Regions from separate parts of the Homo sapiens genome. Here region 1 is linked to region 2. The links are chromatin loops, found by intact Hi-C in ENCODE. Cell type or tissue: CD14-positive monocyte. All regions are shown on one strand.

Region 1 (4,000 bases), 46 kb before region 2:
AAAAAGAAAAGAATAATTGAGGGCAGATCTTGCAATCTATAGGTAAGCTCCGTGAGGGCAGGGCTGTGTCTGGCACATGTCTGGTGGTCACGAATAGTTGTTGATTGACTGCAGACCATTTCTACTTATTCTGGGGATCATAGAGTGGCAGTATAGAGCTTTAATGATAATCTGTCCATCTGCTGTTGGGGCACGTGAGATTTGCAGAGGTAAGTGGCCTACCCAAAGTCTACCCACTAACTAGAGATAAGTTCCCCAATTCCCATCCTGGGGTTCTTTTCTGTGTACCGGGTTGCCTGTGTCCACTTCAAAAACCCGAGGAAAACTTTGGAATTAAGATTAAAGAACAAACATTTAAACTTGGAAGGGAAAGGGATATTGGAATCACTCTGCTTGTATCTTGTGTTGTAGCACAAGGAGGTGCCCTTGGAAACATGCAGACACACTCGTAGCCCTCACCATCAGCAGTGAGTTGTGAGAGTTTGGTCAAGTTGCTTAACTTCCAGTCCTTAGTGAATGCTTCTGACAAATGGGGATTGCCTAAATGGGGTTGTTGTGAGGCTTTCGGAGTGGGGTTGCAAAACTCACACTACAACTCAGAAGTGAGAAAAAGATTCTGTCATCTTGTCAATGACTGACCTGGTCCTCACGAGCCCTTCACATATTGGTGAGCAAGAAAAAGTTAACTGAAGTTCGAACTTTGTTTAAAATTTAGTCTAAATGGGTACAGAGTTTCAGTTTGGGATGGTGAAAAAGTTTTGGAGGTGGACAGTCGTGATGGCTGCACAGCAATGTGAATGTGTTTAATATTACTGAATTGCATACTTAAAAATGGTTAAAATGACAAATTTATGTATATTTCATCACAATAAAAAAACAGCCTAATCTGATCATGTAGGCAGTCGGCTGTGGTCATGCACAGTTGCTTTTGGAGAGATGACCTCTCTCTTAATTCCCTGGGTTCTGGCCTCACTGTTACTCCCTAAGATTGTATTTGGATGTGGTGGGGGCACTGGAGGTGGTGGCTTATGCGATCTGTGGCACTGGAAAGAGGTGAGGGCCTTGGGCATGATTTCCTTGGCCTCCTCTGGTTCCCTTAACCAGCCAAGTACTGCTGGCATCTACTCTCCAACCTTTGTCTCATGCCTCTGGGCTGAGGAAACACGAGATACTGTGACACATCAAAAATTTCATTGTGACCTAAGTTGGGCAGCAGCGTTGTGGCTTACTTAGCATGGAGAGGAACCATGAGTCACGCTGGCTGCCACGTCCTCTCATGTGCATCCAACAGGCATCACAGGGGAAGGAGGGAACATGGCCCCTACTCATTTTCAAAGACAGTACAAAAGCAATAAATGAAACTCAATGAAAAGAAGCACATCGTTGTAAACCACATGCCATTTTTGAGGTCCTAGAATAATCATGAAATTAGAAGGTGGTGTCCCAGCTATGTGCTGATCAAATGCTGATCCACAAACCGTATGGTGCTATCTGGGTCTGAACTACCTGCCGGGACTTGGTGGTAGTGGTGGTGGCAGTGGTGTGTGTGTAACTTACCACCAGGACATTAGCCAAATCTGAGAATCACTGCTTATGTCGATATACCTTTTCTAGTCTAATATTTGTTTAAATTACGGCAGTTAATAAAGAAGACAGCATGCTCTTGGCTCATTAAAGCCATTACAACAGTAATAGTATCATGGAGAACCAAAGAGGTTTTTTTTTTGTTTTTTGTGGGTTTATTTTTATTTATTTATGTTTTTGAGACAGAGTCTCGCTCTGTCGCCCAGGCTGGGGTGCAGTGGCACAATCTCGGCTCACTGCAACCTCTGCCTCCTGGGTTCAAGCAATTCTCCTGCCTCAGCCTCCTGAGTAGCTGGGATTACAGGCACGTGCCACCACACCCAGCTAATTTTTGTATTTTTAGTAGAGACGGGGTTTCACCATGTTAGCCAGGTTGGTCTCAAACTCTTGGCCTTGTGACCTGCCCACCTCGGCCTCCCAAAGTGCTGGGATTACAGGTGTGAGCCACCACACTGGCCAAAGAGTTTTTTAAAAGCACAGTTGATCATAATTTGCCTTTGGTAAAATAAATGGGAGCCAAAAGCACTGAACAAATTCTACCCTCTCCAAGGCTCTTATGCGTATCTACTTACTGAAAATGCGTCCAAACACTCAGACATGAACTATTCTGGTGAATATAAAGGGCTTATTTTTCTATTTGCCCTGGCTCTTCCCCTGCCCCAGGGACTGAGCCCTAAGAACTGCACCCTGGGGCTCTGGGGCTCTCTCGGGTTCAGCCACTAGGGGGCACTGCGATGAGTGGTGCCCCGAGGAGACAGGGCCTGGGATAGTTCTTCCTTACTCTGGGCTGAATTTTTCTGGCAGACGCCGCATGTCTCTCTACAGCTGTAGCTCCCGATGGCTGTCCCCTCCTCAGGAGCTCCAGCTACTGGCTGGGCAGTACCCACTTCCCACTGTTGCTAATCTCTCGGTGACTTCAGCCTGCTCACAGCCTTATAAGTAGTCCCTTCATTTAAGTCTCTCAAACCATCTGAGTTGGATTCTGTTTCCTGCAGGGGCACCAACTAATAAGCCCATAAAAAGAAATCCTTTACTGCTATCATCTAAGGGGACAGTGATGTCCTGATGTGCTAATCACTGACGGACATTAACGGTGATAATGCTGGTATTTCACTGGTATGACTCAATTTCTAAACTAATGGCTTGGAACTTATGCCTCCAAATTGTATTGCCTTCTCAAAGCTGACACCTTAGGATGTCTCAGTACCATCATGTTAAAATATTCCGAGGCTGCCTTTAAAGATATACTTTAGTGCCCATAACACATTATTTTGAATAATGCTGAAAAACAGTCCTCCTTTAATGGCAGATTTGATTCAGTTCAACAGGCAATATCACAATATGCATAGGAAAATTGGCAATAATTTCATTATGTTCATATGCAAATTCCACTAACTGTTATGCAAATGTCTTTTATAGCTTGTTTTTCCTTTTCTTTCAAGCCAGGATCCAATCAGGGTTCGTGAATTGCTTTTGGATGTCTCTTTTTAAGTGTTTTCAGGGATGCAGAGATGTGACTTTATGTCAGTAACTCTGCAATATAGTGCATTGTGTAACACCATTAATATATCAAAGGAAGCAAATGGAACTTTAGGGAGTGCTAAGGGTGTTTCTGGTATTGCAAAAGACACAACTCAGGTATGGGAAATGAGTTAATTATTCATAAGGGTGAATATGTTGGTTTGAGTAGTAAGCATTTTCCTTTTTCACATTAGGACACACACACACACACACACGCCTGTGAATGTAGCAGGACGAGCCACAGACAAAACCCCCCAGACACAGAGTTGAGGAAGGAAAGGGCTTTATTCGGCTGGGAGCATCGGCAGACTTATGTCTCAAAAAACCAAGCTCCCTGAGTGAGCAATTCCTGTCCCTTTTAAGGGCTTACAAGGGGGTCCGCGTGAGCAGGTCGTGATCAATTAAGCAAGCAAGGGGTACATGACTGGGGGCTGCATGCACCGGTAATCAGAACGGAACAGAACAGGACAGGGATTTTCACAATGCTTTTCCATACAATGTCTGGAATCTATAGATAACAGAAGCAGTTAGGTCAGGAGTTGATTTTTAACTACCAGGCCCAGGGCGCAAGCTGGGCTATCTGCCTGTGGATTTCATTTCTGCCTTTTAGTTTTTGCTGCTTCTTTCTTTGGAGGCAGAAATTGGGCATAAGACAATATGAGGAGTGGTCGCCTCCCTTATTTCCACCTTTGAGAATCTCACTGAATAGTGAGAGTTCTCACTTTCATTCTCACTACCCATGTCTTCTTGTAGGACAGATCGATAGTGATTCATATAGTACACTTGTGCTGAAGCATTTTGGTGAACTAAGGTAGCGATGAAGGTTTTTTATCATTTGAAGGAGTACAGGTAGCAAACAAGGGAGTAGTAAGCAGGTTCCTATTACTATTATAAT
Region 2 (4,000 bases):
AAAAATACAAAAATTAGCCGGGTGTGGTGGCGCACGCCTGTAATCCCAGCTACTCAGGAGGCTGAAGTAGGAGAATCACTTGAATCTGGGAGGTGGAGGTTGCAGTGAGCCGAGATTGTGCCACTGCACTCCAGCCTGGGCGACAGAGAGAGACTCTGCCTCAAAGAAAAAAAAAAAAAAAAAAGAAGAAGAAAAAATCAACTGCACTCAAGTCAGTCCTACTTGTGACTGCCTGTGTTCTTGAAACCTGGGTGTCTGTTCCTCTTCCTGCTTCTCCACATTGGTGACCTGTGAAACAGTACAGCCACACTGTGTATGGAATGCTGAATCAACCCTTAATCACCTTCACCATGTAAAATAGAACACAACCGATGAAAGAACCTAGTGCCATTCATGATGTTGTGGGGAAGACAGAGCGAAGGGGAGGCAGAAGGAAGCACTCTCCCTGTGGGTTGGTGGCATGAGGGAGAGTCCAGGCAGGGGCATAAGCAGACGTGCAGGACAGTAAACAAAACCCATGAGATAAGACTCCTGCTTAGTGGTTATGTTGGGGATGAGAAGCCTCTCCTCAAACCTCTGCTCAAGGTCAATTACACTGATCAATCAGCTGAATATCCTAAGGGTCTCTAAATTGCCACAGCATGAAACATCTTTAAGAAACTTTCATCCTCAAAGCCAATCATTTCCTTTAAAGAAAAGAGCTGTCCACAAATGCTGACTTTTAACACTTGCTTAGAAGCTATTTCTAGAAGATTTGCCTTCCTTTTATTCAGCAAAAATTATCTGGGGACAAGTAACAAAGAAGAGTTTAAAAAATACAGCTTGTTTTTGTCTCCTACCCTGATTATCAGTAACAAGAAAGAAAGTCTCTTGGGCCAGGTACAGTGACTCATGCCTGTAATCCCAGCATTTTGGGAGGCCAGGGCAGGAGGGTTGCTTGAGTCTAGGAGTTCGAGGTTGCAGTGAGGTAGGACTGCACCGCTGCACTCCAGCCTGGGTGACAAAGACCCTGACTCAAAAAAAGAGAAAGTCTCTTTGATGGGGAGGCCCTGGAGACTGGGCAGAATGACTATGGGCTATCCCTCTCAGACAGCAGTTAAGATTCCCCCTTAATCTTCAAATCATTGAAGTAATGATGTTTTAATGAGCGCTAGAACTGCAGAATGCTTAGAATGTAGAAAATAATAGCATCCTCTATCAATGGGGAGTGTCGGCAGGGCTAGGTCTGTGAAGCCGAGGGGGCACTCCAATTCCAATGTAGCCAATTGGCAAATGCCCAGGAGAGAGACTCTGCATCTGGGGGACACTGCTGTCCCAGCATCCCATAGAGACAATGACCTTACTGCTCTAAGGTCACTGAATATAAGGAAGCAAAAAGCGGTACAGACACCCACGTTCAAGAACAAAGTTAGTCACAGTCATAGAGAGGGCTGATCTGCCCAGAGTCTTGCCCTTTGGGTACTCCCTTCCCAATCTCCCTACCCATGAGATGGGGGAAAGATGAGAAATACTTGGAAGCCCTTTTAAAAGCCAGCATGCTGTGACTGGAGCTGATGCCCAGTAGGGAAGAGAAGGCTTTTCTACGATTTTTTTTAAGTACTCTATAAAATAAGAGGGAGAGAGAAAAAAAGAATATTTCTGATGTGAAAACCTCCTCTTGTGAACTTTATTTTCCAAAAACCTAGGAGCTGATGGGACAATTCCAGAAATAAACACAAACATTCTCAGGGGAAACTTACCCTGGATGAGAAAAACAGCTCGAGAAATTAAATTCTGTCCACCCAGGGAAGTAAAAATAAACATGCAGACAGCCCTAAAGACATGTTTTCCAGCCGGGCACATCGGAACAATCAGCCAGAAGGCTTCTGGAGAAAGAGGAAGCACAAACCCACAGAACAGAACTACCCCAGGCACCAAGTGCCACGGAGAAGCACCCCAACCCCGTCTCCAAATCCTCACAAGGTGACTGGAAACAGCCAGGCGGAGGAAGCCAGACAGCTCTGAGTAATGAACCTGTTTACGGAACAATCAAAATGAAACCGGAGGGAACAGGGGCTGTCTCTCTGATGGGCCCCGTGAATGGCCTCGTGGCTTGGGGACCGAGGCTGGACAGTGGCAAGGGAAGGCTGACTCCTCACCATCCTTTCCAGGGGGCTGGGAATCTGCGCGGCCTTGTCCAGGAGCTCGCTGTACTCCAGCTCCTCGCAGAGCCTCTGCAGCGTGTTCAGGGGCTCGTTCAGCTCCACCGGCATGGCCACCTTGGACAGGTCCTTCCCGATGTTGTTCCTCAGGATGTTCCACAGGCTGATGTTACTGCTGCTCGGGCAGGGCGCCGGCAGGCACGTTCTTCTCCGGGACTTCGCTTCCCGACCACTATCAAGGACAGGCCCTGAAAGGGAAAGAGGCCTGGTTGTCTCTATAAAGCTTTTCATTTTATTCTATTATTTTTAATCCACGAATAAAACCTTACGTAGCAAGTAGTCAATGTTACTATTAAACTCAGTTGTTCAGAGTATGGCTGAAGTCAGAAAACCGGCAAAAGAATTCTGAGCAATTAAATACCAAAAATGACACACACTAAAACCCATCGACTTTATTCACAGGGAAGACCTTGAATTGCTCCTCAAAACCTAGTTCCTCATAGCTCATACACACTTAGAATAAAACTGGAAATTGGATTTCTATGCCTATAGTTGCTTATTGTTTATAAAAACTTGTAAACTTTTTAAAAAATCACTTTAAATTCTGGTAAAACAATTGTGTTTATTACAGGAAAACTATAAAGGAAATAATGGTCTTTTCATTGCTCCACCACCCCAAAATAGCAGCCATTTATATATTAGAGTATCTTCATTTCGTGTTTTCTCCATTTGTGTTGTTCATACTGTATACGTATTTTATATTCTGCTTGTTCAGCTAACAGAGTATTTTTCCATATTATTTAAAATTTTTCTAAAACATCAGTTTTTGCTCAATATCACTAATCATTAGAGAAATGCAAATCAAAACCACAATGAGATATCATCTCATACCAATCAGAATAGCAATTACTAAAAAGTCAAAAAATAACATGCTGGTGAGGCTGCAGAGAAAAGGGAATACTTATACACTACTGGCGGGAATGTAATTAGCTCAGCCATTGTGGAAAGCAGTTTGGCAATTTCTCAAAGAACTTAAAACAGAACTGCCACTCAACTCAGCAATCCCATTACTGACTATATACCCAAAGGAATATATATTGTTCTACCATAAAGACGCATGCACGTGTATGTTTATCACAGCACTATTCCCAACAGCAAAGACATGGAATCAATTTAAATGCCCATCAACAGTAGACTAGATAAAGAAAATGTGGTACATATACACCATGGAATACTGTGCAGCCATAAAAAAGAATGGGATCATAGCCTTTGCAGCAACATAGATGGAGCTGGAGGCCGTTAACTAAGCAAACTAACACAGGAAGAGAAAACCAAATGCATGTTCTCACTTGTAAAGGGGTACTAAACGTTAGTTCACATGAACATAAAGAAGGGAACCATAGACACCAGGGCCTACTGGAATGTGGAGAGTGGGTGGAGGGTGGGTAGTGGGTGAGGATCAAAAACCTACCTATTTGGTGCTATGCTTATTACCTTGGTGATGAAATAATCTGTACAGCAACCACCGTGACATGCAATTTACCTATAGAACAAACCTGCACATGTACCCCTGAACCTAAGAGTTTAATAAATCATTTTTAAAGACTGTAAAATATTTTTTGCCTATATCTTTATTTTCTTAGGATATGAAGAAGCGGGATTACTATGTCAACAACTCTGAATGTTGTTAGACTTCTGATTCACATGATCAGACTGCTTTTCAAAAAGGCTGCCCCCAACTTCCCCATTTATCGGCAGCAGATGTGAACATCCATCTCCTGAGGCCTCTTCAGGCTTGTCATTTTCATTTTTAATTTCTGTCAAATTGTCAGGTGGACAGTGTAACCACCTTGTTCTAG

What was found. Hi-C counts contacts between places; a loop is a spot of excess contacts. Peaks named below come from ENCODE experiments on the same cell type or tissue, not always from the same donor. Only the 100,000 strongest peaks of a DNase experiment are listed, where the experiment ranks them.
Region 1: it touches region 2 in a loop (2.0-fold over the local background); 1 of 110 quality-filtered maps calls a loop at or near these places.

The regions. Positions count from the first base shown.
Region 1 is chr7:24,785,962-24,789,961 of GRCh38, forward strand. It overlaps a transcript of GSDME not described here. Among named protein-coding and RNA genes, the nearest start is that of GSDME, 30 kb to the left of the region's middle. RefSeq lists a silencer at 3,615-3,815. In CD14-positive monocyte, CTCF peaks have their summits at 2,298 (motif pointing right) and 2,501; DNase peaks (open chromatin) are centred at 540 and 1,210; H3K27ac peaks cover 2,328 bases.
Region 2 is chr7:24,832,348-24,836,347 of GRCh38, forward strand. It overlaps OSBPL3 (oxysterol binding protein like 3), which reads right to left. Exons shown (of 23, transcript NM_015550.4): 15 at 2,139-2,389. Among named protein-coding and RNA genes, the nearest start is that of GSDME, 77 kb to the left of the region's middle. RefSeq lists an enhancer at 2,128-2,237. In CD14-positive monocyte, no CTCF peak of the experiment used is centred here; DNase peaks (open chromatin) are centred at 264, 1,394, 1,954 and 3,884; H3K4me3 peaks cover 1,623 bases; H3K27ac peaks cover 3,212 bases.